Linked DNA regions of Homo sapiens: regions 2, 3, 4 and 5 are each linked to region 1. A link is a contact called in ENCODE Hi-C or POLR2A ChIA-PET data. All regions are on one chromosome and are shown on one strand. Each heading gives the region's core, a stretch centred on a gene start or an enhancer-like site at or near the end of the contact. The rest is flanking DNA. Distances are from core to core; before and after follow the strand shown.

Evidence for each region. A loop is a pair of places that touch in the nucleus more often than their neighbours do. ChIA-PET counts read pairs that join two places held with the same protein, here RNA polymerase II (POLR2A). Pooled maps may share reads with other maps.
Region 2: a map of OCI-LY7 shows a loop between it and region 1 (4-fold over the local background). The contact joins the enhancer-like site here to the promoter of RC3H2 in region 1. A Hi-C loop is called at or near these places in 1 of 168 maps with a recorded cell type or tissue (OCI-LY7), 2 of 37 single-sample maps with no recorded cell type and 5 of 50 pooled maps. POLR2A ChIA-PET finds 5 or more read pairs at or near these places in 2 of 52 experiments (A673 and OCI-LY7).
Region 3: a loop to region 1 is called in a map with no recorded cell type, with 5 times the contacts of the local background. The contact joins the enhancer-like site here to the promoter of RC3H2 in region 1. A Hi-C loop is called at or near these places in 6 of 168 maps with a recorded cell type or tissue (B cell, CD4-positive, alpha-beta memory T cell, GM12878 and 2 more), 35 of 37 single-sample maps with no recorded cell type and 16 of 50 pooled maps. POLR2A ChIA-PET finds 5 or more read pairs at or near these places in 8 of 52 experiments (CD4-positive, alpha-beta memory T cell, OCI-LY7, activated B cell and 4 more).
Region 4: a loop to region 1 is called in a map of Right ventricle myocardium inferior, with 3 times the contacts of the local background. The contact joins the enhancer-like site here to the promoter of RC3H2 in region 1. A Hi-C loop is called at or near these places in 2 of 168 maps with a recorded cell type or tissue (Right ventricle myocardium inferior and chondrocyte), 28 of 37 single-sample maps with no recorded cell type and 14 of 50 pooled maps. POLR2A ChIA-PET finds 5 or more read pairs at or near these places in 4 of 52 experiments (HepG2, activated B cell, activated CD4-positive, alpha-beta T cell and 1 more).
Region 5: a map of naive thymus-derived CD4-positive, alpha-beta T cell shows a loop between it and region 1 (2.6-fold over the local background). The contact joins the enhancer-like site here to the promoter of RC3H2 in region 1. A Hi-C loop is called at or near these places in 2 of 168 maps with a recorded cell type or tissue (CD4-positive, alpha-beta memory T cell and naive thymus-derived CD4-positive, alpha-beta T cell), 2 of 37 single-sample maps with no recorded cell type and 7 of 50 pooled maps. POLR2A ChIA-PET finds 5 or more read pairs at or near these places in 5 of 52 experiments (CD4-positive, alpha-beta memory T cell, IMR-90, activated CD4-positive, alpha-beta T cell and 2 more).

Annotation. Positions count from the first base shown.
Region 1 is chr9:122,903,302-122,908,428 of GRCh38, forward strand. RC3H2 (ring finger and CCCH-type domains 2) reads right to left here and starts at 2,058. Exons shown (of 21, transcript NM_001100588.3): 1 at 1,809-2,058. It overlaps ZBTB6 (zinc finger and BTB domain containing 6), which reads right to left. Exons shown (of 2, transcript NM_006626.6): 2 at 4,755-5,127. RefSeq lists a silencer at 1,513-2,162.
Region 2 is chr9:123,174,480-123,179,502 of GRCh38, forward strand. It overlaps STRBP (spermatid perinuclear RNA binding protein), which reads right to left. Exons shown (of 19, transcript NM_018387.5): 4 at 4,528-4,748. Among named protein-coding and RNA genes, the nearest start is that of MIR600HG, 62 kb to the left of the region's middle. RefSeq lists enhancers at 315-1,026, 1,747-1,806. Within about 2 kb of position 1,397, at least 4 of the 41 ENCODE cell types and tissues checked have a DNase peak (open chromatin) inside an H3K27ac peak, as active enhancers do; they include OCI-LY7, where a contact is called at or near this core.
Region 3 is chr9:123,331,792-123,337,057 of GRCh38, forward strand. No RefSeq gene overlaps it. Among named protein-coding and RNA genes, the nearest start is that of CRB2, 22 kb to the right of the region's middle. Within about 2 kb of position 3,585, at least 7 of the 41 ENCODE cell types and tissues checked have a DNase peak (open chromatin) inside an H3K27ac peak, as active enhancers do; they include B cell and OCI-LY7, where a contact is called at or near this core.
Region 4 is chr9:123,222,387-123,228,057 of GRCh38, forward strand. All of the region lies in intron 2 of STRBP (spermatid perinuclear RNA binding protein), which reads right to left. Among named protein-coding and RNA genes, the nearest start is that of STRBP, 43 kb to the right of the region's middle. Within about 2 kb of position 3,110, at least 3 of the 41 ENCODE cell types and tissues checked have a DNase peak (open chromatin) inside an H3K27ac peak, as active enhancers do.
Region 5 is chr9:123,314,759-123,320,323 of GRCh38, forward strand. The region is part of intron 1 of LOC105376265 (a long non-coding RNA gene); the gene reads right to left. Among named protein-coding and RNA genes, the nearest start is that of CRB2, 39 kb to the right of the region's middle. RefSeq lists an enhancer at 3,392-3,501. Within about 2 kb of position 4,218, at least 6 of the 41 ENCODE cell types and tissues checked have a DNase peak (open chromatin) inside an H3K27ac peak, as active enhancers do.

The DNA of each region.
Region 1 (5,127 bases), core at 808-3,307:
AACTTCAACACGGTACAAACTAAACAGTAAGTAGTTACTAAAACCTTGTTATGAAGTTTTTTTTAGCGTTCTTAGCTATTGCAAACAATGTAGAAGTTCAACTTTTGAATATAAAATCCTGAGTGTAAAGAAGAATGCTTTGCCAAAATGCAAATTTTTGGTTTTTTCAAAGTGGAAGACAGCAAATTACAAAAGCAGAGTATGATTTAACAAAAATATATGAACAAAGGACGTAAGTCTTCTTACATGTCAGGTTACCACAACAGAAATAACAGATCAGGGGTAACTCAAAGGATCCACTAATGAACACGAGTGTAATTAAATCCTCATAGAACAAGTGCCTGTTTGAATTATAACATCTGCTTTTTCTAAACGTAACTAGAATATGTTTCACATTCTGTCCTCCTAGCAATTTTCCAAACTCTAAAATTTTGAAAACATTAATCTCCAAATCAACGAAAATGTCAATATTGAAAAGCAGTCTTTAACAGGATGTAACGACCTCTATTTCTTCAAAAATTGAACGTGGAAGTAAACAACGTAAGAAAGGCATGTGAAGCTACAACAGTGGTATAGCTTTTTAGACAGCTAAAAGGTTTTTTAAAAAGGAGAATCTATTAATATTCTTAATATCGTAAAAAGCTTTTAACTAAGTTTGTATGTTTAACCATTAAAAGGCTGCACTGGCTAACATTTGTTTCTTTGCTTTTGAGTGACTTTATACCACTGTGGTATAGCAACGTTAGCTTTCTCAGGTTAACCAAAAGTTCCTACTGGAACTTAAAAGTTTGGCCAATACAAAATTGGAAAAAAGATTACTTAAAGCACTTTATTTGGGATACAAACTCACCCACCCACAATGGGTAGGGGGAGAGTAGAAATGAAAAAAAGGAAGGCCGTGGGTAAGGGGAGAGGAGGAATTAAAAAGGGAACCCAAGGGTTATGAAAATATAAATAAATCACTGGATTAGATTTACTTTATGCCAGTGATTACTTGAGTCAATTTTGGTGTGAAGGATTTATCTGCCGGTATCTTAAACGGCTGCCTTGGGATTTGAAGGATGGAAATGACAGCTACCCTCATCTTCTCCCATCCTGAAAGCTAAGGATAGAAAAAAGTACAGCTGCTTCTCTGGGAAACAAAGATGCTTTCTACCATTCTTCTAAGATGGTGGAAGAGTCTCCTCAAGAGGCTACACCAAAAAGGAAAAATGAGAGAGGGAAAGAAGAAAGCCATAGCAGAATTTCCTGGCTGTGTTTCATGCCATTGCTCCTAGCCACAACCCCTGTGCAACCACTCAGGTCCGGCCGTCCCCATCCTGGGAGGTTAAGCCCTCCCAGGGCATTGTTTGGCCGGGGTTCCTATTTACCACTCAGATCGCCTCCACCACCCTCTACGCTAGGGTCTCGGGAAGCCCCAGGGCAGAAAGCTGAAAAGCTAGGAGAAGACTTGGTTTCGAGGACCTCTTCCAAACCCCCTTACTAACTGGTGTAGAAAAGGGAGAGTGAAGCCGGGCCTTTGCTTGGGTGGGTTCGTTAGGGGTCAGAGGCGTCCGCTCGGCCAGTGTCGAAGGAAGGTGGCCATTTGAGCCGGTCGCTCCGCATCGAAAAAGCCCTACCAGAGAGAGGGGCCTCCGCAGGGCCCGGGTTCCATCCGAGTGTCAGGTGCGGCCCTCAGTTCCCAACCCTCGAGGCACCAGGGGCGACAGCGCACAGGCCCCAGGGCTGAGACTGGTCTCCCGCCCGACCGCCGGGGACCAGGCACCCGGGCTGGGGCCCGAGCCGCATCGTGCCCGCCCCCGCCCTACCTGAGGGGGCCCGGGCGGGGTCGCTAAGGGCCGCTCCCGGGAGCCCCGCGACGGCGCGGCTTGGCGACGGAGGCGCCTCGTCTCGCCGGGGCAGAGCTCGGCGGAGGTTTCACGACCTCAAACTCCATCGGGAGCTACAGGGACAGCCCCGTTGGCGGCGGCGAAGGCCGCGACGGGGCCTCCTCCTCCTCCCTCCACCTCCGCCTCCTCCTCCTCCTCCTCCTCACCACGGAGGCGGACCTGGAGGGATCCCGATCTAGCTCTCGCGAGAAGTTACTCCCCACTTAACGCGAGATTACGCAAGCCCGGGAGTCGGGAGTTGGAAGGAAAGCGTAGTAGCCCCAGCCACCCAAACTGCGAATCAACTTCCCTCTGCCTCAGCGGATCCACCCCGATCACGTGACAAGGGAGCCCCGGAGCACTGTGGGAGGTACTGTGAGAAGGACTAGGCAAGCCGAAGGGATTGATGGGAAATTCCCTGCACATTCATCTGCGCCTTGAGCCGGCTTCCTAGACGCTGGTTTGAGCGAGTGTCTTAACTCCCTTCGTGAAAAGCGTGGAATCCATTGAGCAGAATCTGATACATCTGTGTCACATTCTTCTTCACACTCCTGTGATGACATGCCGACAGGATCCCTCAATCCCTTTACAAAGATGTCAAGTAATCTCCCCATTACAAAAACAAGAAGAAAACATGTATTTGGCAGGCACTTCCACATCTCACTTCTTTATTAAAGAGAAAACTCTGTTTCTAGACAAAGAGTCCAAAGTGGGGGGGGGAGGGGGGGAAGAAAGCTCTGAGCTCCTCAAAAGCTGGCAAAAATAAAAAATTTAAGCACAAATTCTGGCATCATATCTCAAATATTTGTTGAAGCTTTTTACACAGCGAACTAAGGTAAGAATTATTCTTACAGTTTATAATTTATAGATGAAACAGACTTGGAATAGGGATATCAGAATTAACATTTATAAACTACTTAGTATGTGTCAGGCAGGTCCTGTGTTAGGTGATATTTAATTTTAAATATTTTAGTTTTATTTACATTTCATTTAATTAGCAAAGTGATCCTAGAAGACAGATACAATGTACCCCTTGTTACTGATGAGAAACTAAAGAATGTAGGCTAGAAAATGACCATGACGCCGGGCGCGGTGGCTGATGCCTGTAATACCAGCACTTTGGGAGGCCGAAGCGGGTGGACCGCCAGGTCAGAAGTTAGAGACCAGTCTGGCCAACATAGTGAAACCCTGGCTCTACTAAAAATACAAAAATTAGCCGGGTGTGGTGGCGGGCACCTGTAATCCCAGCTACTCGGGGGGCTGAGGCAGGAGAATCACTTGAACCCGGGAGACGGAGGTTGCAGTGAGCCGAGACCGCGCCATTGCACTACAGCCAGGCGGGGGGGCAGTGCCAGACTCCGTCTCAACAAAAAAAAGAAGAAAAAAAATGACCATGACTTGTAATTAAACTCAAGGCACTTTCCAATGTGAAATCAGATGCCCAACAACAAAAATATCGAAGTAAACCTACGATAAATTAGAATATGGAAAGGTTGCTTCTACAGTTTTAACAAAATATATAGTTATTACCTATTATATTTGTCTGAATGACAGGCAAAAATCAGTGTTTTTGAAAAAAGATTCATTGGCCACATCGAAGACGTTTCTTCCACACATTATCTTTTTCGTTCTCTTCTCTTTATGAAACATATGCCAGGCCTAGAGAACTGTTAACAACCAATAATTGTTTCAGTAATTTCAACTGGACAGTGATAGGTAATTTACATGTACATATTTGTTTTCCACCCTACTGTGTATATATATATATACACACATATATACATATATGCACATATATACATATATACATACATATAAATATATATACACATATATAGATACATATAAGTATATATACACATATAAACATACACATTATATATACATATATGTACATATTTTTTTTTTTGAGACGGAGTCTCACTCTGTCACACAGGCTGGAGTGCAATGGTGTGATCTCAGCTCACTGCAACCTCCACCTCCTGGGTTCAAGGAATTCTCCTGCCTTAGCCTCCCCAGTAGCTGGAATTACAGGCACCCGTCATCATGCCCGGCTAAATTTCTTTTTTGTATTTTTGTAGAGACGGGTTTTCACCATGTTGGCCAGGCTGGTCTTGAACTCCTGACCTCAGAAGACCCGCCTGCCTCGGCCTCCAAAAGTGCTGGGATTGCAGGCGTGAGCCACCAGTCCAGGCCAAATTTTTCTATTCTACTGGATATATTTACATTTCACTAGACAGAAGAATATATATTTCTGATAATCCGAGATTTTTCAAAGGTGTCCTGGTCACCATATTTATTTTTGAGATGGGGTCTTGCTCCCTCAGTTAGGCTGACTGCAGCGGTGCGATATTGGCTTACTGCAACCTCTGCCTCCCAGGTTCAACGGATTCTCCTGTCTCAGACTCCCGAGTAGCTGGGATTACAGGCAAGCGCTACCATGCCCGGCTAATTTTTGTATTTTTAGTGAAGGGTTTTCATCAGGTTGGCCAGGCTTGTCTCAAACTCCTGACCTCAAGTGATCTGCCAGCCTCGGCCTCCCTAAGTGTTAGGATTACAGGCCTGAGCCTCGGCGCCCGGCGCTGACCACCATATTTAAAATTGCAATTCCATCCCCCTTCTCTGGTACTCCCTATTCCTGATTTTTCTCCAAATTCCTTCTCAAAATTTGACATACATGGATTTTACTTACTTGTTTACTGTTTGTCTCCCTTCACTAAGATGTTTCACAAGAGCAGGAATTTTTGTCTGTATACCTAACTTATATTTCATTGTAAGGACTCAGGAAGTATTTGCTAGATGAATGATTAATGTATAGTCAGGAGAAATTGTATCCTTTAAATTGTATCCTTTAAAATTCAAAGATGAAGACAAAACACATTGTTCTCCATTCCCACCTCCAGTTTATTATTTCTTATGTAAACATGTAAGATAGTTACATCCCAGGAAAAAGGGCAAGTGTTTTTCTCTGACAACGAAGTAACAACTACCTTTTCAAGATCTTTTATATGTAAATGGAGTAAATGAAGAGGCTGAACTCAAACACTTTTCATTTTTCTGTCATATCAGAAACATAAACTAAATGTGAATATGTTAAATGAATAAATTCTATACTTTGTCATACCTGAACTTTAAAAAAAGATTCCATTTTCCTGAAAATTTTTAGACATATCATGCAAACAGACACTCTCCTAGGAATGTTTGGAGATCATTCCGTGCTACTGAACAGGAATAAATAATATAAATAATAACCATCACT
Region 2 (5,023 bases), core at 147-2,646, 270 kb after region 1:
GCAATTTGTGAGGAACATGAATACCACTGTATATTGGGAAAGAACATCAGCACAGAAATCTAAAAGACCTGGATTCTACTCGTAGTGCCTGCTGACTCAGTATCCACAACAGTAAAATGACTATTGGCTAGATGAGCTAAAGTTCCTCCCAACTATATCATTCTAAAGTGCCTCCCTTTCTATATCAGCTTATGGGGAAAGCAGAAAAATGTGATAAAAGTATAGAGCTAAGGAAGGAAAGATAAACTGCCAGCATATGCATTCCAAATCCAGGAGTAGCTAAAAGAGCAAACACTCAAAGAAATCAAGTCATAAATGGTGCATAAGAAAGGTGCTCATCTATCCTTGATTTTAATTCTAAAAGTTTCTTATTGGTTCATTTCCCTTAATCACAAATGAAAATAGTAACTAAGTTTAACCGTCTTTCAACAAATAAGCAAGTGTTTGGGTATGGCAAACATATTTACAGGAGTTACAGTCTCTCCTGCTCCTGAGGCTTACTCTGTAGTTAAGCAACAAAAGCAGTAACAGTTTAAGTGCCCTATTTAAAAGGGGAAGAGAAAGTAACATCTGAGCACAAACAGGTGTCACATATTCTCATTTAAATCTCACCACAAGCCTCCATTTGCAAGACAAGAAATGTGAGCCTCAGAAAAGTTAATTGTTCAAGTTCACCAAGAAAGTAAAATGGCAAAGCCTAAATTCAAACCTAAGTTGTTTTGACCACAACATTCAGGTCCCTTACATTATATGATTGCTTCCCAAGTTCAGAAAAGGGAGAGGTCAAAATTAGAGATGTCAAGCAAGGCAAACTGAAAGTCTGACTTCAGCAGAATCTTGATCTACCTAGATGGGAAACAGTCATTCTAGCTATAAGCAAAGAATCAGCAGAGTTGGGCAAGAATCAGCAGAGTTGAGAATAAAATGGAAAGGGAGAAGGAAGAGAAACAAATTGTGGCAGTGGAAACTAGAAAGGAAGATAAATAATCCAGCCATGGGTTCAGTGCCTGGCACACTTATAGAGATTCAATAAACATTAAATCAATGAAAAATGTTAAAGGTGGTATAAATATAGAAATAAAAAGCATTTTAAAGCAGGTGACCAAGTGTAGGCAATTGTCTGATATTAACAATAGAGAATCAGTCATCTTTGATTTCTTCTTCCTCTGTATCCTTGTCCTCTCATTCTTCCAAGTCTAATATTGTAATGGTTTATAAATTATCCCTCTATAATCACCATCAAACTTGCAAACCAGTTTCTTCAGGCTTTTATTACCTCTCACGTAGACCACCTCAATAACCTCCTCCTTACTGGCCTTTCTGACCTCTGTCATCTCCAAAGTACTGTATACAGCAACCAGAATAATCTTCCAAAGGCGCTGATTGGATAACACTCTACCTACTAATTCATTGGTGTCCCACTGAACACTTGGACACTTACCATATTGGAAAGCAATTTAGAAAATGACATCGCTTCCTGGTTCAAATCCTGGCTCTGCTACTTACTGTGTGACATTGGACAAATTTCAAATAACTTGACTTCTTTTGAGCCTGCTTCCTCATTTGTAAAACAGGAATAATACCTTTCTCACAGAGTGGTAGTGAGAATATATGTTAACAAACTTTGGCCAGAGCCCAACAGATATTAACAGCTCAATAAACAACAGTTATTATTCCTTAAACAGTTCTATACTTTCTCATACCTAGATCGGTGCTGAGATTTATTTTTTTCTTTCACTTTCACCACATGCCAAAACCCTACCCCTATCCATCCTCTGAGCCTATTCCAAGTGCTACCTCCTTCATGGAGCTTTTGCAGATTTCCAGAACCAGCACATCATCGTCTCTCCCTGCTCTGTACTTTCACATGTTATTCACAGGAAACTGAAGAATAGATGCTAAGAAAACTGGATCTGGAGTCAGAGAAACTTCAATATGAGTCCTGGTTCAACCACACATATTTACTAAGTAGCCTTAAGCAAGTTAAAGTTTGTTAATGATTCTGAGTCACTCTTTTTTTTATAAGCAAGTTTGGAGCACAGGAAATTTCACAAGTAAAACAGGAGTGGAGAAAGGAAGATAATAATATTAGAGACTGGTAGATTTGCTGCAAGATAGTAGGAAAAGTATGTGGTACAATAGTTGGCACTCAATAAACAGTAGCTGTTATTAGCTCAGTTATTAAATTCTAAACCATAATTATGATATACTTGGTCTTATCAGCCCACAGGTAGAAGACAGCATGATTGAGCAAAAAATCAATTCCTAATTCAAACAGTTCTGAATTTCAATTTAAAAATTGGAACATAGCAGTTATTGTAAAGCAAGCAACCCAATGTATTTGAATTTACTATATGTGAATTTAAAATTAAAAACAGAATTCTAATATTCCTAATAATACATATTGTAGGACCTTGTATAAGTTATTTGACTTTTGAATCCATTTTGAAAAAGGTAAAGCATTAAGTTAAATTAAGACAGCATAGGTAAAAGCTGCCTAACCGTGCCTGGCAATGGAAAATGCTTAATTGCTTAATAAATACAAGCTACCCCCCACCCATCTCTGTGTCCTTCAGAGTGGTTAACACTCACCAGGTGCACAATATATGTTTATTACCAGAACACAACTCTGTCCTTGGAATACATGCCAGCCTCTGATATAAGAATAGAATCTCATTCTGCACTCCTTGAGTTCCACCACATGGGAAGGATCATAGGCAAGGGCTCACCCAGGGACTGTTCCACAAAACGGAAAGACTGTACATAGACAACCAAGAGCATCCACACACAGAAGTATAAAATCCAGGCCTGGCATGGTGGCTCATGTCTGTAATCCCAGCACTTTGGGAGGCCAAGGCAGGATAGCTTGAGGTCAGGAATTCGAGACCAAATTCGGCAATGCAGCAAGACTCTGTCTCTCCAAACGAAATTCTTTTTTTTTAAATTAGCCAGGCATGATGGCACACACTTATAGTCCTAGCTATTCAAGAGGCTGATGTAGGAGGATCACTTGAGCCCAGGAGTTCAAGGCTACAATAAGCTATGATCACACTACTACGCTCCAGCCTGGGCAACAGAGCACCCTATCTCTAAAAAAATAAAAATAAAAATAAAACTTCAAATAAAAGTATGGAGCATATTATCCTGTACAAGTCTTTAAATCACAGACCTCATCCAGTTAAGCAAGTCTATAGGAGTGCTTTCCAAAATATGCCAGGCTTGAGAAGAAACAAAATTAGAAAATGTATTAAAAAGACATAAACTTCACTGAAATGTATACTTACAATTAGTAAAAATAGCAAATCTTATGTTATATATTTTACCACAATAAAAAAATTTTTAACATGACATAAACATGTAGCAAAGTGCAACTTAAATCTGGAATACGTGACTATTTAACTTGCACAGGAGCTGAGATACATATAGAACTAAATAATTAGATAACATTACTAATGAACATGAATTCCAAATCTAACAGTAACATTTGTACAGACATCATATATGAGAAAAATTACACATTTCCAAGAACCTTCAGTGACAAGACCATGACCAGACACAATGTATAAACTGCCTGTAAATAGTTTAAAAAAATTGTGCTCTTCAGCAATAAAACTGACACACTGATTATCTTTGATCTGAAGATAAAAAAAGTTATACTATCTTTCAGTGAAGAAAATCCATTTATCAATACTTTCCTATTATTATTTACTTATCACACTGATTTAAAGTTAAAAGCTGCAAAAATTCTGTAACCTCTTTCACTTACAAATTATAGCCAAAGCAATGTTTTTATTCATAGAGTATAGTCAAATGAGCTCCATCTTTCAAAGTTAGACACTTATTCCAATCATTGTGACAACTGCTCAAAACAGTAACTTTAAGCTTAGCCTGGCATAAAAAGATTAATGACCTAACTCCAGGTACCATTTCAGTTTCACTAATCTATTATTGTCACACTTAGAATATGCTACTATAATTGTTGAGGGGTGTGGGTCCCATTAGATCTTTATCCAATCCACAAATATACAAAGAGCAGTTATGATATGCAAGACACTGCTAAATTCCTGGGAATCAGTGAGGTAGATACAGTCAAAAATACCTTTAAAATACATTTTCCTACACTCTTTCTTCTACACAAGGATTTTTAAATGCCTTACAAAAATGGTATTTTATGATCTCCCCAGAGATCAAAAACACTACTATTTATTTGAAAATTTAGGAGGCTGAATCAACACAGGAAAAAGATCATAACTTTGAAACATAATGATTTTAAAGGACTTGGTGTTCTCTCAAAAGGGATCCTAAGCAGGTCCATTTTCTTTCTCTGGCTCTAATCTTTATTCTTTACTTGCTTTCCTTTCAAATTTAACTCAGAAAATCTCCATGTAACATTTACTTCCTTGGTTATAGTCTCACATATGCATAAGACAAAATCCAAAAAACAGCATAACACACACTCAATCCAGCAGACCTTAGAGCTTTGCTGTGCACTCTAGCACAGCGTCCCAGAGGTCAGTCCACACTCACTTGGAATAGTTTTCTCCGGCCTCATCTTTCTTCACTTCTGTCTCACCCTCTGTTTTTGTGCCTTTATTTGTTTCATCCAACCAATCTGAGACATGTTTAAGAGCACATTCAACAGTAGATACCATATTCTGAACAGCTTCAAGTTCCTCCGGAGATGGATAGATTGTTGAATGTTTCACCATAACATGGCGATCATCATTAGCAAAAGATCGAATAGATCTCTGTTAGAAGGAGAACGAAAACAATTACTTCAACAAAAGAAACATCACCTGAAAAAGATGATATACAACTATATCTTTAGCCAACCCATAGCACTGACTGTCTACTGTGAAACAGTTAATACTGAAACAAGAAAAAACTGCTCCAGCGTGGGAAGTAAAATCCCATTCTACTGAACTCCTCACCAGAAAACAAGAGCTCTTCCATTCATGTTTTGGTAAGGTTCACTTCAGTCACTCTTGGCATTATTTATAAATAATGTTATCCTGGCCAGGCA
Region 3 (5,266 bases), core at 2,335-4,834, 430 kb after region 1:
CGCTCCTCTAATTACTTATTTAAAGACTATCGATTCCTTGGGCTGCTGCTGGGAGGCCTCGCAGAATTGCATGTCTCGCAAATAGCAAGAGAGCCGTGGCCTAGCGACTGGGGCCGCAGCCTGACATAACCAGGCAGGGGGTTATTTTCGCCCGGGATACTTGTGAAATATTCATGTGCTGATTTAAATACTGAGGATGTCAGAGCTGGAAAGGGCCAGAGAGATCATATCGGCAGAGTTTGCCCTCACTGGAGACTAGGCAGCTAGATGGGGTGGGGAGGGTGCCTGGCAGAGATGGGCACTGGCAGAAGCAGGTTCAAGATGGATACCAAGGCCTCAGACTCAGTGCGTTGTGACCTTGGGCAGGTCGCTCGCCCTTTCTGGGCCATTGATCCCTCATCTGTAATGAAAGGGAGTTGTGAGGCTGAAATGGGATGGATATGTAAGAATAACTCAGTATAGAGTGGGCCTGCAAAATGTAATTGCATTTGAAGTCAGCAAGCCTGTCTGAGCCTGGATTTCCTCCTCTGGAAACTTCCTGGGGCTGATCAAGTTATATAAGATGACAGATGTGTGAACACTTTATACCAAGCAAAGTGATGGCTGACAAATGTTAAGTGTGTTTAATTAGCATGTGTGAGTGCCCACTATGTCCCAGGTGTTGTGCTAAGTGCTTAAAAAAACAGGCAATAGCTTTCTGAAACTCCCAACATGCATGGCGGAAGGTATCGTTATCTGAGTTCCAGTGGTGTGCTGGTAAACTGCTGGGGGAAGGTGAGGGGGGATCCCTGATGTGTAATGTTTGCCAATTTCCTTGGTGTAAATACTCCCACTATGGTTGATTTCAAGCTACCAATATGATATCACTGAACACAGAATTGGGAAGAATCTGCACCAATGGATCTCTGTCTTACAGAGGAGGAAACTGAGGTCCAAAGAAATAGGTTGAGTGCCTTGCCCCAGATAATTGGCTGAACCAGGTCAATCTCCCCCTAAATCTCACCACTTAACTACCTCCTAGGGTTGAGTCAAATGGGGTCGCCGAGCCTCAGAGATGGGAGTGACTTGGCCAAGGTCACACCTCATGATGGTCTAGAACTAGGACAGGGCCACACCTCCTTTCTCCCAGTCCAGTGTTCTTCCCATCAAGGGCTCAGGCCAATGTGGGGGCCACACTTGCCCTCCCCTCCTACCCCAAGCTTGCTCAGGAAGGCAACAGAACCTCACTTTACAAAGCGCCAACCCTAGGCTGGGCCCTGTGCCAGATAATTACATACGACATTCTCTCATTGATTATTCCCAGCCGACCTGTGAGGCAGGAATTCTGATTGCTAATTGATGGAGGAGGAAGCCCAGGCTCAGATTGGTGAAGTGACTTTCCCAAGGCTACAGAGCCAGGACGTTGTAAAATTCAAAACCACATCTACAGTCACTCCAAAGCCCACATGCTTTCCTCTCCAGCATTCAGCCGGGCCCTCATCCAGCCCACAGACTGCCTGACTCATGGAGGGCTTTAGATGGAAAGCCCGCAGGCATTCATAGACCCATTTGTTAAAAAACAAAACAAAACAAAACAAAAAGTACCTTTCTCTGCCTCAGTGATTTTTTTTCTTTTTCTTTATTCTTTCTTTTTTGAGATGGAATCTTGCTTTGTCATCCAGGCTGGAGTGCAATGGCACAATCTCGGCTCACTGCAACCTCCGCCTCCTGGCTTCAAGCAATTCTCCTGCCTCAGCCTCCTGTGTAGCTGGGATTACAGGCACGTACCACCACACCCAGCTAATTTTTGTGTTTTTAGTAGAGGCAGGGTTTCACCATGTTGGCCAGGCTGGTCTCAAACTCCTGACCTCAGGTGATCCACCTGCCTCAGCCTCCCAAAGTGCTGGGATTATAGGCATGAGCCACCACGCCTGGCCGTCAGTGATATAATTTTGAATCAGCTATGATTTTTAAACAAATCAATTATCAGGCCCCACACCAGACCATTTGAATCAGGATCTCGGGGGAACCTGACCTCCAAGTGGCTCTGGTGTTCCAAAGCTTCCCAGGGGCTTCTGATGTGCAGCTGGTTTGGGGAACCACTGTCCTGTGTCTTAGTCACTCTTGGTGACAATTGCTGATGGGAAAGCATCAGACCTGAGGGTGAAGAAGGATCCCCAAGTGTTAATAGGCACATGAACCTTGAAAAGGCCAAGACTGTATTGGGCAGGTGGTTATTTCTGAGGTCTGAAATGGACACACATCAGTATCAGCCTCTTCCTGACTGCAGCGGGGACCAAATCTGTCCCCTTGCCACAAAACTGACCTGAGAGCTGAGGGCACTGGACAACCACATGATTCTCCCCCAGCTCAAGAGCGTCTTTCCCTGTCGTATATTAATTTACTCACCGCGTGTTTTAGATCTGCCTCTTGGGGGCCAGATATTGCACTGGGTGTTGGGGAAGCAACAGCGAACAAGGCACGTAGCCACATCCCTCAAGGGGTATACAGACCCATGGTTGTAACTGGACGAAGATGACTATGTTCACCACAATTCCTGGGAAGAGAGGCTGCAGTGTAGACCCCTCTCCCGTTAATGAAATCTATAGCAGAGGATGTATTGTTCATGCCTGGCTTGTGACAGGCTCAAGAAGGAGTTGAGTTTCACATTGAGGTTGACATATTGCAGATAGAGATATGAGTAGAGGAGAGTGAGCTGTGGAAAAGGGATCTCAGGGGGGTTTGCAGAAATAGCAGGGGTGGCAGGTTCTGGCTGGGTCCAGAAGCTTTTAATCTATTACTTGAAAGCATGAGGAAACACCTGAAGGAGACGTGTGTGATATGATGGAATACAATGAGACTGTCAAACTAGCCTGGGGAGGTGGGGGAATCATCGTGACCATTCATTGAGCTGTGATTGTGTGCCAGGTTTTGTGCCACACATGCCATATGCATCATGTCTCAAGTCCTTGTAAACACTTTACAAGATAGACTATTATGCTCATCCTATGGGTCAAGGAAATAGAGGCTCAGAAAGGTAATATGACCTGCCTAAAGACACACAGCTGGTTTGTTGCACAGCCAGAAGTTTTGTTTGTTTGTTTTGTTTTTTGTTTTGAGACAGGGTCTCACTCTGTCACTCAGGCTGGAGTGCAGTGGTGTGATCTTGGCTCATGGCAAACTTCGTCTCCTGGGCTCAAGCGATCCTCCCTGCTACTCTGGGATTGTAGGCATTAATCCTTAACCTCCAGAGTAGCTGGGACTGTAGGAGTGTGCCACCATGCCCAACTAATTTTTAAATTTTTTATAGAGACTAGGTTTTGCCATGTTGTCCAGGCTAGTCTGGAACTCCTGGGCTTAAGTGATCTGATCTGACTGCCTCAGCCTCCCCAAATGCTGAGATTACAGGCGTGAACCACCGGGCCTGGCCAGAGCCAGGATTTGAACCCAAGTTTTTATGATTTGAAAACTCATGCTCAAAGCCCCTACACTGTAGAAGCTGCCTTGGTATCTATTTCTCCCTTATCAGAAGGCCCTCATGCCTACAGTTAGAGGAAGGGACAGAACTTGCATGCACACCAGGCCACCTAACGATGACACACAAGATGAGCATTGTCAACCCCATGTTATGGCTGAGGGACTCAGCCTCAGAGAAGTAAATGAACTTGCCCGAGGTCATAGATGAGAAATAGCAGAACTGGGATTGGAGCCCAGGGTCTTTGCCTGGCCCCACCTGCCCTCTGCCCTCACAGCCCTATTACTCCTTCCATGATGGGGGTGGCAGACATCCCAGGCTGGGTCTCCAGAGCAGGCCCAAGTCTGGGCCTCAGGGCAAGGTCATCAGGAGGCCAAAGAGGGAAATCTTTAAATGGTGTCAGGTTCATTGCCTTTGTGGCAGAAGGAAGAAAAAAGAAGAGGCACAGAAGCAAGGAAGATGGAGCTGATTCCTGCTTAACTCACACCCTCTCGTTTGGCTGAGTCAGCGATGCAGGGAGGCCTCCCTGGCCTCAGCACAGAATCGCAGGAATCTGCAGATCTGCTGGAATTTCTCTGCACTGGCTGGCACGGGAGGTGACGAGAGCAGAGGAAAACGACTGCTGTTTTTATTCTCTGGGGCTGGTTTCTTTCTCTCCCCACTCCCCCCCGGCTTCTTGCTCATGTCTTTGAAAGGCCACTTGTCTCTGACTTGCACAGCACTCAACAGTCTAGAAAGCCCCTACAAAGAGCTCTTCGGTCCCCAAAGTGATTTATGATTTTGAAGTGCTTTTTGGATTATGAAAGGCTAACCTACAATAGCCTCCTCACTGCGGCAACATTTACAAAGTGCTTTGCAAGTCACACGGCATTTTATAGTTTGCAACATTCTTTGCAGCCAAAAGGTGCTTACCTCTCCAGAGGGGACTTCAGAGTTTGCAAACCCTGGTCACACCTCTTCCTTTATTTAAACTGCAGTACAGCTCTGTGATAAAGGCTGATAATAATATCTATCACTCATATGGCGTTCACAGTGTCCTAGATATTCTTATGAGCGCTTTACATACGTTCACACATTAATGGTTCAACAACCCCGCAAGGTTGCCACTATTATGATACCCATTTACAAATAAGGATGTTGAGGCACAGCCAGGTAAACCTTGCCCAAGATCACAGGGCTGTTAAGTAGTGGAGCTTGGATTTGAGGCATTGATGTTTGATAGGATGACGACACATTTTGTATCCATTTTTCATATGAGAAAAACAGAGGTCTAGGGCAGTAGCCAGTTCTGTCATGCCCCCCATGTGACCTCAGACTGGTCTTGGCATGTCTCTCGGTCTCTTTTATCCTTCTCTGCAGAACTGAAAGGATAAGCCCCGCCCTGCTCTCTTCTCAACTCTGAACAAATGTGAGGTGTGGGGGTGATGATGCTGGAGGGAGGAGGCCAAGCCTCAGCACCCCCACCCTGGCCTTGCTGCCTGTGCCAAGGTACCAAGCCTTGCCTCAGCTTTCCCCTCTTGGGTGTGGCTCCACTCTGTACAGAAGGCCACCTGGAGGCCTTTCCTGAGATCTCCTATCTTACAGGTGGAGGGAGAGTAGGGTGATGGGGTGGCATGGAGGAGGGAACTTCACCGAGGGCCCAACTCCCATCTTCTGGGTAAAGTCCTCTAGTGAGAGCCCAGAAAAATCACAAGAGTCCAGCCCCCCAGCCATTGACCAGCTGGAGAAACTGAGGCCCCAAAAGTGGAGGTACTTACAGTCACTCAGAGAAGTGGGTGCAGAGGTGGGGCTGGAATTCATCTCCATGCCCTT
Region 4 (5,671 bases), core at 1,860-4,359, 320 kb after region 1:
GGTTCCTTTTAGTGGCAAATGGTATTAAAAAAACAATATATGGGCACTAGATATGCTCATCTCTGCTGGCTGCCATTGCTTTTAGGCCCTTTCAGTCAATAGAGCAAGTAAATATTTTTAAAACCATGAGTTCAACAAATTACTAATATCAGAAATAAAAGAGGAGCCACCTATACTAAACTGTTGGGAATTAAAAAGATAATCAAGGAGTACTATGAACAATTCTACGGCCACTGATCGATAACCTCAGTAAAATGTATCAATTCCTTGGAAAGGCATACTCTTCCGAAGGTCACAGTAGAAACACAGATCATCAGAATAAGCCTATGCCTCTTAAAGAAGTTGAATTAACATTAAGAATATTCCAAAAGGAGAAGGCACCAAACCCAGATAGTTTCTCTTATGAAATCTACCAAATTTTAGGAATCACAATCTACTTTTACAATATGATCCAAAAATTGTGCTTAAGTATTTACCCAGTTGACCTGCACAGGAACGTTTATGACAGCTTTATTTATAATCATCAGAACTGGAAGCAAAAAAGATGTCTTTCGAGGTGAATACCAAAAAAAAAAGGCAAATGATAGCAATATTATTCAGTGATTTAATGGAGTTCACCATCAAAGCATAAAAAAGACATGAAGGAAGCTCAGATAGATAGATGATAGATAGATAGATAGATAGATAGATAGATAGATAGATAGATAGATAAAAATGAGCTCATCTAAAAAAAGCTATGTAATATATTATTCCAACTATATGACATTCCAGAAAGGGCAGAACTAAAGACAATAAAAATATCAATAGTTGCCAAGATTTCTGGAGAAAGAGGACAGAGGTTAATAAGTGGAAACGGGATTTTTAAAGCATGAAAGTATTCTTTATGAGACCATAATGGTAACCATAACATTATAAATATTTCAAAATTCACAGAACTGTATAACAGAATGAACATTATGCAAATTATACTTTAAATAATAACATATCAATATTTGCTCATTAATTTTAGCAAACGTGCCAACAGTAATGTAAGATGTTAAAAATAGGTGGAATTATGAGGTGGGAGTGAGGGGATAGAATGATATGAAAACTTTTTGTATTACATGCTCAATTTTTATGTCAATCTAAAACTCTCCAGTTAAAGAAATACATTAGTTTTTAAAATAATAATATAGTACCACTGTTTCAGGGAGATCTCTTCATACTAATGTTCAACAATCAGGTAATATCTAGACATTATGAGCTCAAAACATTATTATTAAATGTGAAGCAAAATTGGAAAAAAGAAACACAAAAGCATGAGTTCATATAGATAATTCCAATTCAACGTTACAATTTTTTTTTATGAACCTCTTGGATTTTTTTCCTCTTCCACTAAAAATCTTGATTCTTAGTATTTATTTATATTCATATATGTGCTTTATAATTAACAGAAATTACAGGGAACAGTTCAACATTTCTTTGCGGGATAAGCTCTCAGAGGCAAGAAGCCACTTTATTAATGGTTTATTTTTTACTTCTGACACAGGCAGAACCAAAGGTGCTAGAGTAGAGCAACAAAGTAGAAGCAAAGAAGAGTACGCAAGGTGCTCCAGAGATGCTATAGTTAGAAAAATTCCACATGGATTTACACTGGCAGAATTACACTTCACAACATGTTTCAAAATTCCGAGTTCCACAAAATTCAAATGCCACAAAACAAAATACACAGTGAATAAAAAAGAAAACATCTACTCATATTTATATATTAGCTCTAATCTTTACAAGGTGGAGCCCCATTTTATAAAGAAACTAAAAACTAAGAGATTAAGCTAACCAAATTCACACCCACTCATGCCTTGTCTAATCTTGTCTCCAATCATGGGCCCAAATCTTTTTTGTAACTATTTCCTAACAGCTGGACACACCTGTAACAAAAACACAATTCTTCACTCACAGAACAAAACAGCTTTCATTAACTCTCTCGCAGTTCAGGAACTAAACAGGGCTACCTATTACCTCCTGAATCAGATTTCACCTGACTTAATTCAATCCTATCACCCATTGTTCCCATCACTTCTAATTCCAGTCAGACCAGTGAGTTCTCTGTTCTAAAAAATGCCAAGATAATTCCCACCCACAGACATACTCACGATTCATCTTTTCACGCAACTTTCACGGAGCATTTACTACGTGTTCTAGGCCTGTACTCGATACTAAGAGGAGAAAGACAAAACAAGAAATCCCACCTCAAAGAGTTAATAACATTATAGGAAAGAGATACTTGTAACTGATTAGGTAGACTCAAACAAGTACTATACTGGGGTACAAAGTCCTATTGAAAACAGAGGAAGATGTCAAAAAGAAGTGACCAATTGGAACTTACATGTACTGCTGGTAGTAGTGGAAAGTGAAAAAAAGATACTTAAAACTTTTCAGCAGACTCTCCTAAAGCTGAACATACACAGAACCCATGACCCATTAGTTTCACTCCATGTTACATACCTAGAGAAACATATATATTTAAACCAGAGGACGTGCAAATATGTTCATAGCAGTACTTACTTGCATTAGTCAAAAACTGGAAATAGCCTATGTGTCCATCAATAGTACAATGGATAGTGTTATACTCACACAATGAAACAATATGAAATCAACAAAAAATGAAGTCCACAAATATTGAAAGAAATGCTGAAAGAAAGAAACCATACACACACAATTTTGATTACATAAAGTTTGAAAACAGGCAAAACTAGTCAAAACCAGTGATTCAGTGGTGGAGTGGGGAGTGTGCAGTGATGAAGATGAGGACACGGGAGAAGTTTCTGGGTGCTGGCAACGTTCTATTTCTTCTGGGTACCGGTTATAAGGATGAATTCACTTCAAGAAAATTCATCAAGCTATACACACTTATGATTTATGTAGTTTGTTTTACACTTTAACAAAAATTTTACTTACAAAAGACAGATGGGGAAAAAGGAAAACAGAAAAGTAAACTAGCATTTATATTCTAGTAAGTTCCTAGACACCATGGAAATTATTCTATCTAATCACAGCCACCTCTGGAGGTTGTGGTATACACGTGTTATTTCCTTTTTCAGCCCCACATCTGAATCCTCTTTCCTATGTTTGGGGAATCCCCCACCTTATGAGGCAGCGCCTACCTCCAGATGGTGATTCAAAAGCAAATGACTCAAAGAAGCTGGGTCCTCAGAAAATCTATTCTGGCAAGTGAAAGCAGCAAGCACAGCAGCTTCATCCAGTTTCCAGAGACAGTAATTCTACCTACAGTGTCTAGCACCCCCTGATGGTATTGGCGATTCAACCTCGTCTGTGCCTAGAATCTTGTTCCTGGATGCTAACTTCTCAGCCTATTTCTCCAGCCCTCCAAGAGATTCTGTGAGCCACCTAACACCCTGTTCATAAGTTCCTTTCCCAGACTCAATTTCTGTTGCTCACAACTAAAAGTCTTGACTATTACCCCATTTGATAAATGTGAAAAAAAGCTAATAACTTTGAAAAACAGTTTGGTGGTTTTTTATAAAGTTAAATTCACTTATCATACAATCCAGCGCTCCCACACCCAAGGTATTTGCCCAACAGAAATGAAAATGTTTATAGCAAATTTACTCATAATGGCCAAAAACTAGAAATAACCCCAAAATCCATCAACTGGTAAATGAATAAACTGTGGTAAATCCATACACTGGAATACTTCTGGGCAATAAAAAGAAATGCACTCCTGATACATGCAATTACACAGATGCATCTCGAAAGCACAGAGGCTAAATGAAAGAGGTTTGACTAAAAATGAGTCACACTTAAGAAATCAGATCAATGGTTTCCAGGAGCAGGAGGTGAAGAGAGGGAACTGACTACATGGCACTGAAAGGAACGTTTTGTAGTAATGGATATATCTTGATGGTGGTTACATGACTAAGTCTGTCAAAATTCATAGAACCGTATATTCAAAAAAAATGTATTTTACTATATTCAAAGTATACGTCAATAAAAATGACTTTTTTATTATTAAAAGGGACTCAAGAATGGCCAGAAATCTTCCTCAAGGTCACATATATACTAAGCAGATTCAAACTCAGGTTCTAATTCAGATGCCATGCCTTGAAGGTTAAAGAGATCTTGCTAAAGGCACAGAAAAGAGAAGATTGGGAAAGATAAGGGAAACTAAGTTGTCCTTTTCTCCCCAAAACCTAATCAAAATTTTTCAAGGCCTGCCTCAGACCCCCACCTCTGCCATACAGCCATCCATTTACTTATTCCACAAATATATCTTGAATGGTTACTATGTGCCACGCACTGTGACACTTTAGGTTACATCTGTAAACAAAACAGAAATCCCTGCCCTCATGGAGCTTCAGCTTAGCGGTGTTGGGGAGTGAGGGGGTGGCGGGGTGGGGAGGAAGAGCAATGTATCACTGTCTCAGTCCATTTTATGCTATTATAACAGAATACCACAGATTTGGTAATTTATAATGAATAAAAATATATTTGGCTCATGGTTCTAGAGTCTTGGAAATCCAAGACTAAGGGGCCACATCTGGTGAGAGCTTTCTTGCCACGTCATAACATGGTGGAAGGCATCACATGAGCGAGAGAAAGAGATCTAATTCACAGCCTCAAGTTCTTTTATAATCAGCATTAATCCATTCGTGAGAGTAAATTCCTCATGATCTAAACACCTCCTACTAGGTCTCACCTCCCCAAGTTGCTGCGGGGATTAAGTTTCCAACACATGCTTTTTGGGAGACGCATTCAAACCACGGCAATCATAAACATAAGTCAATAATGTACTCAATCAATGTTAAATGTTATGCAAAAATTTAAAAGAGGAGAATCCAGAATGTAGGAGGAGCAAGTTACATAATTAAAGGTAACCAGGGTAAGCTTACTGAATATGGTGAGCTTTGAGGAGATCTGAAAATGGTAAAGAACATTTCCAACAGAAAGAACATCAAGTGCAAAGGCCCTGAGTCTAACACACACCTGTTTGAAGAAGAGCAAGGAGGTGAATGCAGTAAGCCAAAGGATAACAACAACAGATGTGGTCAGAGAGGTAACAGGGTCAGATGAAGTAGGGCCTAGTTTGGCTGTTACTGAGTGAAACAGGGAGGCAATGCAGGGTTTTGAGCAGAAAATGCATATGATCTGACATATTTATTGTTTTCTCTTTTTTTTTTTTTCTTTTTTTTTTTTTTTTGAGATAGAGTCTCACTCTGTCGCTCAGGCTGGAGTGCAGTGGTGCAATCTTGGCTCACTGCAACCTCCGCCTCCCAGGTTCAAGCTGTTCTTGAGCCTCAGCCTCCCAAGTAGCTGGGATTACAGGTATGCACCCCACACCTGGCTAATTTTTGTATTTTTAGTAGAGACAAGGTTTCACCATGTTGGCCAGGCTGGTCTCAAACTCCCAACCTCAGGTCATTCACCCACCTCAGCCTCCCAAAGTGCTGGGATTACAGGCCACTGCACCCGGCCTGATCTGACATATTTCTAAAGGATTATTCTGGCTACTGTGTTGAGCTAGACTGTTGGAGGTAAACATACAGCAGAGGATCTAATTAGAAATCCATCACAACGATGCAGGTGAGACATGATAATCAGACGAGGGTAATGGCAACGGCAGAGATGGTAAGAAGTGTTACGACACTGCAGATATTTTAAGGTGAGGTCAACG
Region 5 (5,565 bases), core at 2,968-5,467, 410 kb after region 1:
AGCTGGCGTACATCAGAGGGCTTGGAGCCTGTCGCAGTAACACGCTGCCACTAGATCTCTCCTAGCGCCTTGGGTTTTCTCTACTGTGGAGCTCTACTGTGTAGGAGACAGTATTCCGTGTAATGGAATTCCCCACAAAAAAATTCATGTAATGTGGCATTTACAACTCAAATGATGCCACAGAAGGGTTGCATGTTATGGTCAAAGTCAAAACCGGTTTCCCTCTGGCAATGTGGTGTGATTGGTGAAGATTATTTTTAATTTTTATTTTATGTATTTATTTATTTTTGAGACAGAGTCTCGCTCTGTCGCCAGGCTGGAGTGCAGTGGCACAATCTCAGCTCACTGCAACCTCCGTCTCCTGGATTGCAGTGGCACAATCTCGGCTCACCGCAACCTCCGCCTCCTGGAGTGCAGTGGCACAATCTTGGCTCACTGCGACCTCCGCCTCCTGGTTCAAGCGACTCTCCTGCCTCAGCCTCCCGAGTAGCTGGGTCTACAGGCGTGCACCACCACACCTGGCTATTTTTTGTATTTTTAGTAGAGATGGGGTTTCACCATATTGGTCTCGATCTGTTGACCTCGTCGTGATCCACCTGCCTCGGCCTCCCAAAGTGCTGGGATTACAGGCGTGAACCACCGCGCCCGGCCGATTGACGATGATATTAAAGAAAGCCTAAGCAAAACCAGCTCCCAGGACCTGTTGCCACCGGAGCCACTCCCCTGGTTCCAGGTGCTGGGCCTGTGCTTAGTCAGGGCTTGGTTAGTCATAAAACAGAAATTCACTGAACTCCTGGGAGTGATCACCTGTTGCTTTTGCCTATTTGGATTCTTTTCCCATTATTCTGAAAACGGGCCCTGTGATTTCTTTTTTTAAAGGATTCTTCACCCTATCTTAGTCTGTTTGGCTTAGGTGGGCCTGACCCCAATCCTCAGATACAGAGGTAAGTACATGGATTGCAATAGGTCAAGGGGGTCGTGTGACCCAGTCTGGGCCAAAGACAGTCAGCCCTGTGACCTTTTCCAGATGAGCCAATGGGTCAGCAGAAACCCTGGTCTGCAGAGTAAAAGGACCAGATATGCAGAGAAAAGCAGAAATGGGATATTGTGTGGAGGAAGAACGAGAGAGAGAGAGAGAGAGAGAGAGAGAAATGGAGGCAGAAGCAACCTTCTCATTCCTGTGATTTCTGGTTATTCTTTCTATAGCAGGAGTCCATGTGACTTTCCCCTTTGCTTTCTAATGACCTCCATTTTTAGTTGAAATTCTCTATTAGTCAAGATTCATTCAATTTTTACACTACAGGAACTCAGATTAAATTAGTTTAAACAAGAAAACGGGAATGTATTGGTTCATATAATTGGAAAACTCAAGGTATGAATTCAGGTATGGCTGGATCTAGGGCTTCAAATGATATCACCAAGATACTGTCTTTTAGCTGAATGCGGTGGTGACTCATGACTGTAGTTCCAGGTACTTGGGAGGCTGAGGCAGGAGGGTCACTTGAGCCCAGGAGTTCGAGGCTGCAAAGAGCTATGATCTTGCCACTGCACTCCAGTGTGAGTGACAGAATGAGACCCCATCTCAAAAAAAACAAAACAAAACAAAACAAAAGGCACTTCTTTTTCTTTTTCTTTGCGTTGGCTTCATTATTTGTTAGGTTTTTCCCATGAGGTAGAAAAGATGGCCCCCAGTAACTCCAGGCTTACATAAAAACCCCTGAAAGACAACACCTCTTTCCTAATAGTTTGGCAAAGTCCAGGCCGACTCCCCTGCTGTTGGTCATGGCTGTTTGCTTTCAACGCTGTGGGGATGGGGGTTGGAAGGTGCAGAGAAAGAGGAAGGAAGGGCATGACATGTTTTTAGTGTCCACGAATGTGAAGTCCCTCTCAAGCCCATTTACATGTGACAGTGACAGAGCCCATTTACAACCTCAACAAGGAGGGCCAGTCTTGTGCATTGAAACCTCCTGTTTCTGAGCTCTTCATGGGCTTGTATTTTAAAATAATATATATATTTATATATTATAAAATTATATTAAATATGTTTTATATAGATAACATATTAATATAATATAATATAGATAATATATAACATATTTAATATAATTTTATCATATTAATAATTATTAATATATAATTATATATTATAATTATATAAATATTATATAAACTATAAAATATAAACATTATATATAATATAATTATAATATAAATATTATATATAATATATTATAATATAAATATAATATACATATCATATATTATATATAATTATATATTACATATATAATTTGAGAGAGACAGAGAGAGGCAGGTCTCGCAATGTTGCCTAGGCTGGTCTTGAACTTCTGGCCTTAAATGATCCTCTTGCCTTGGCCTCGCAAAGTGCTGGGATTACAAGTGTGAGCCACCACACCCTGCCTCTTCATGGGTTCGAATAGGCAAAGACGGGCAGGATTTGGGAAAGGGTATGGGAAGAATTTGAAGGGGTGAACAACAGCAGCAACAGCTAACATGGTGGAGCTGGCGCTGTGCTAAGTGTTTCCCATAACTGTTTGATGAAATCCTCACCACCAACCTACTATCTTCAACTTTTATTATCCTCACTTGCAGATGTGATTAAGGTTCAGAGAGGTTAGGTAACTCTGCTATGATCACACAGCTGATAAAATGCAGAGCCAGGCCGGGCGCGATGGCTCGTGCCTGTAATCTCAACACTTTGGGAGGCTGAGATGGGCGGATCACGAGGTCAGGAGTTCAAGACCAGCCTGGCCAACATAGTGAAACCCCGTCTCTACTAAAAATACAAAAAATTAGCCGGGCGTGGTGGCGGGTGACTGTAATGCCAGCTACTCAGGAGGCTGAGGCAGGAGAATCACTTGAACCTAGGAGGAGCGGGGGTTGCAGTGAGCGGAGATTGCGTCACCGCACTCCAGCCTGGGCGACAGTGAGACTCTGTCTCAAAAAAAAAAAGCAGAGCCAGGTTCACAGTCGGGCCATGTGGGAGCAGAACGCTTGCATTTAACCACGGCACTGTCTTGCCTCTCAAGGGAGAGAGATGCACAAAGGATGAAGGAAAAAGCCTGAGGAGGCTGGGAGTTGTGGTGCCATGGGAGGTAAAGGTGCCAGGGAAAACTTCCTGAAGGGGGAGTTAACAAAAGAACTTTTATTTATTTTTTATTTTTATTCTTTCTGAGATGGAGTCTCGCTCTGTTGCCCAGGCTGGAGTGCAGTGGCTTGATCTCAGATCACTGCAACCTCCTGCCTCCACCTCCTGAGTAGCTGGGATTACAGGCACCTGCCACCACACCCAGCTAATTTTTGTATTTTTAGTGGAGATGGGGTTTCGCCATGTTGGCCTGGCTGGTCTCGAACTCCTGACCTCAGGTGATCTGCCCACCTTGGCCTCCCAAAGTGTTGGGATTATAGGCGTGAGCCACCGCGCCCGGCCACAAAAGAACTTTTAAGAACAGGATTGTCCAGTGTTCGTTGGAAGGTATATGAATTGCAGCGCTTCTTAAAACCATCCTTCTGACCTCCCTAAATCTCCCTCTGCCTGCTTTGTACACAAATACCTTCTGAGATGGGTTTCTGGTGAAACAGAGGAAGGTGCTGGCTGAGTTCCACGTCTCAGTCAGAGCTGTGTCAAAATGAAACAGCAGGCCTGGGTCAGCGGCCCAAGCCAGACACTAAACGAATTTAGCAGAAGCTGCAGCTCTGATGCAGAGGGGAGTATGAAAAGGCAAGCCATTCCAGAACTCTCCGAAATATTGGGGACAGTGTTACACTTCCATAGGGTGTGAAATATGCATTTGAACTGATATTTTTGAAATAGTCAAGAGGAAGGGAGGCCCCAGCTGACAAATGGATTACACAAAGGTGGTAAACTGATGCCCCAAACCCTGGGAACATCAGCTACCTCTCTACGCCCCCATGCCTCCCCTTGGGCTGGAGTTGGAGGATGAAGACTCTGGGGTATGTTTGGCATGGGGTGGGCTGATGATATATGCAAGAAAAAGGCCAGAGAGCGGCTTGGAGTCCTTGGGTCTCAGTTTCTGGAGGCAAAAACCTTCTTTTTGGTACTGGGGCATAAGGACAGTCAAATGAACTTCTAAGGGGAGGGTCCTTGATGCTGGCTCCCAGATCCTGGGCTGACTTTGCTGCCATTAATGGAAGGGTCCCAGGGCTTGGCGTGGAGCTGACTCTGAAGGCAGGCCTCAATTGGCTCCTGTTCTAAGGAGAAGGGAAGAGAGGGGCAGGGAGCCAGGCAGAACTTGGCAAGGGACAGGGAGGAGGGAATGAGACCAGGCTGGTAAACTCTGATGAGGAGAAAGTCTGGAGCACTGGGCCTGGAATGGGAGGGCAGCCTGGGCCTGGAGGGGCTGCCTCAGAAGCAGCCGAAGCAGCAGCCAGAGCCGGCGAGAGGGAGATGGCAGGAAGCAGGGAGGTAAACTTGTCCCGCTGCCCACCTGGGCAGACTCAAAAGCCATTAGGTTTCCCAGAGCAGCAGGCTTGGTGAGAGATGCATCTTGTCTGCTGCCAGAGGGGAGGTCTGGCCAGGAAGACAGCCAGGAGTCAGATCTCCCAGCTGCAGAGCTCTTAGGTGAGTTCCTAGCTTTGCTCCCTTCCCTCGGTGTCGGCTTCTCCCAGGCTCCGTTTGTTCTTCTTGCTGCCGCTTCTCTCCCTCTATGCTCTCCCTCCGAGGTTTGCAGTGTCACCTGCATCCTGACAACTACCAGAGTTCCAGCTTCTTCCCTGAGTTCTCTCCTGGGAGCCCCTGATCTGGCATCCTTCACCCCATGCTGTGCCACAGACCCTCACATTCAGGGGGTCCCAAATTGAATTCTTCTGCCTCCCTGGGGATAGGGAGCAAAAGGTGACAAGTGCTCTTTTCTTCGTCCCCCAACCCTCACCCGCAAAGGGGAGAGCTATGCGCCAGACCTCAAGCCCCCTGGCGGAGCCAGCTTCCCAGGAATCCGACCCCACCCTTGGCCTCGCGCCTCTCTGCCTCATGCTGGTGCTCTTCTTCCTTTCCATCCAATCTGGGCTCTCCCTCTCGGCTGCCTTCGCACCGTGCTGTGGAAGCCATGGCCCCCGCTCCCCGGGAAAACGCAAGGTGAGGGGATCCTGAGATTTGGTTTGGCCTTGGAGGGAGAGGCCATCCTGAGCTTTAAGTCAACCTAGGAAGGGCATGGGACAGAGGACAGAAACCCAACTGACAGCACAGGGACCTGTTTCCTTCAATTCTCTGTTCCCTGCAGAGATGGCTCCTTGGGGACTGCGCAGAGAAGAGTGAAGGGAAAGATGGTGTCAGAACTTCCTGGGTCCCTCTGTCTAAAACCTCTCAATAAAACCTCATTCCACCCTTATCTCCAACAATCTTTCCCCCTTCAAATCCACTCTTGCTTTTGTATTTACTTTGTAAACAGCTGAGGACCTTCAGCTCTTAGGTTTCCAATTATGACACAATTTTATTTTTCTAGTAACTGCCACCAACAGGACTCCATGAAGCCCTCTGCCTGGCTGGGAGTTATGTGTCTTTGACCACACCTGGGTTCCATTTCT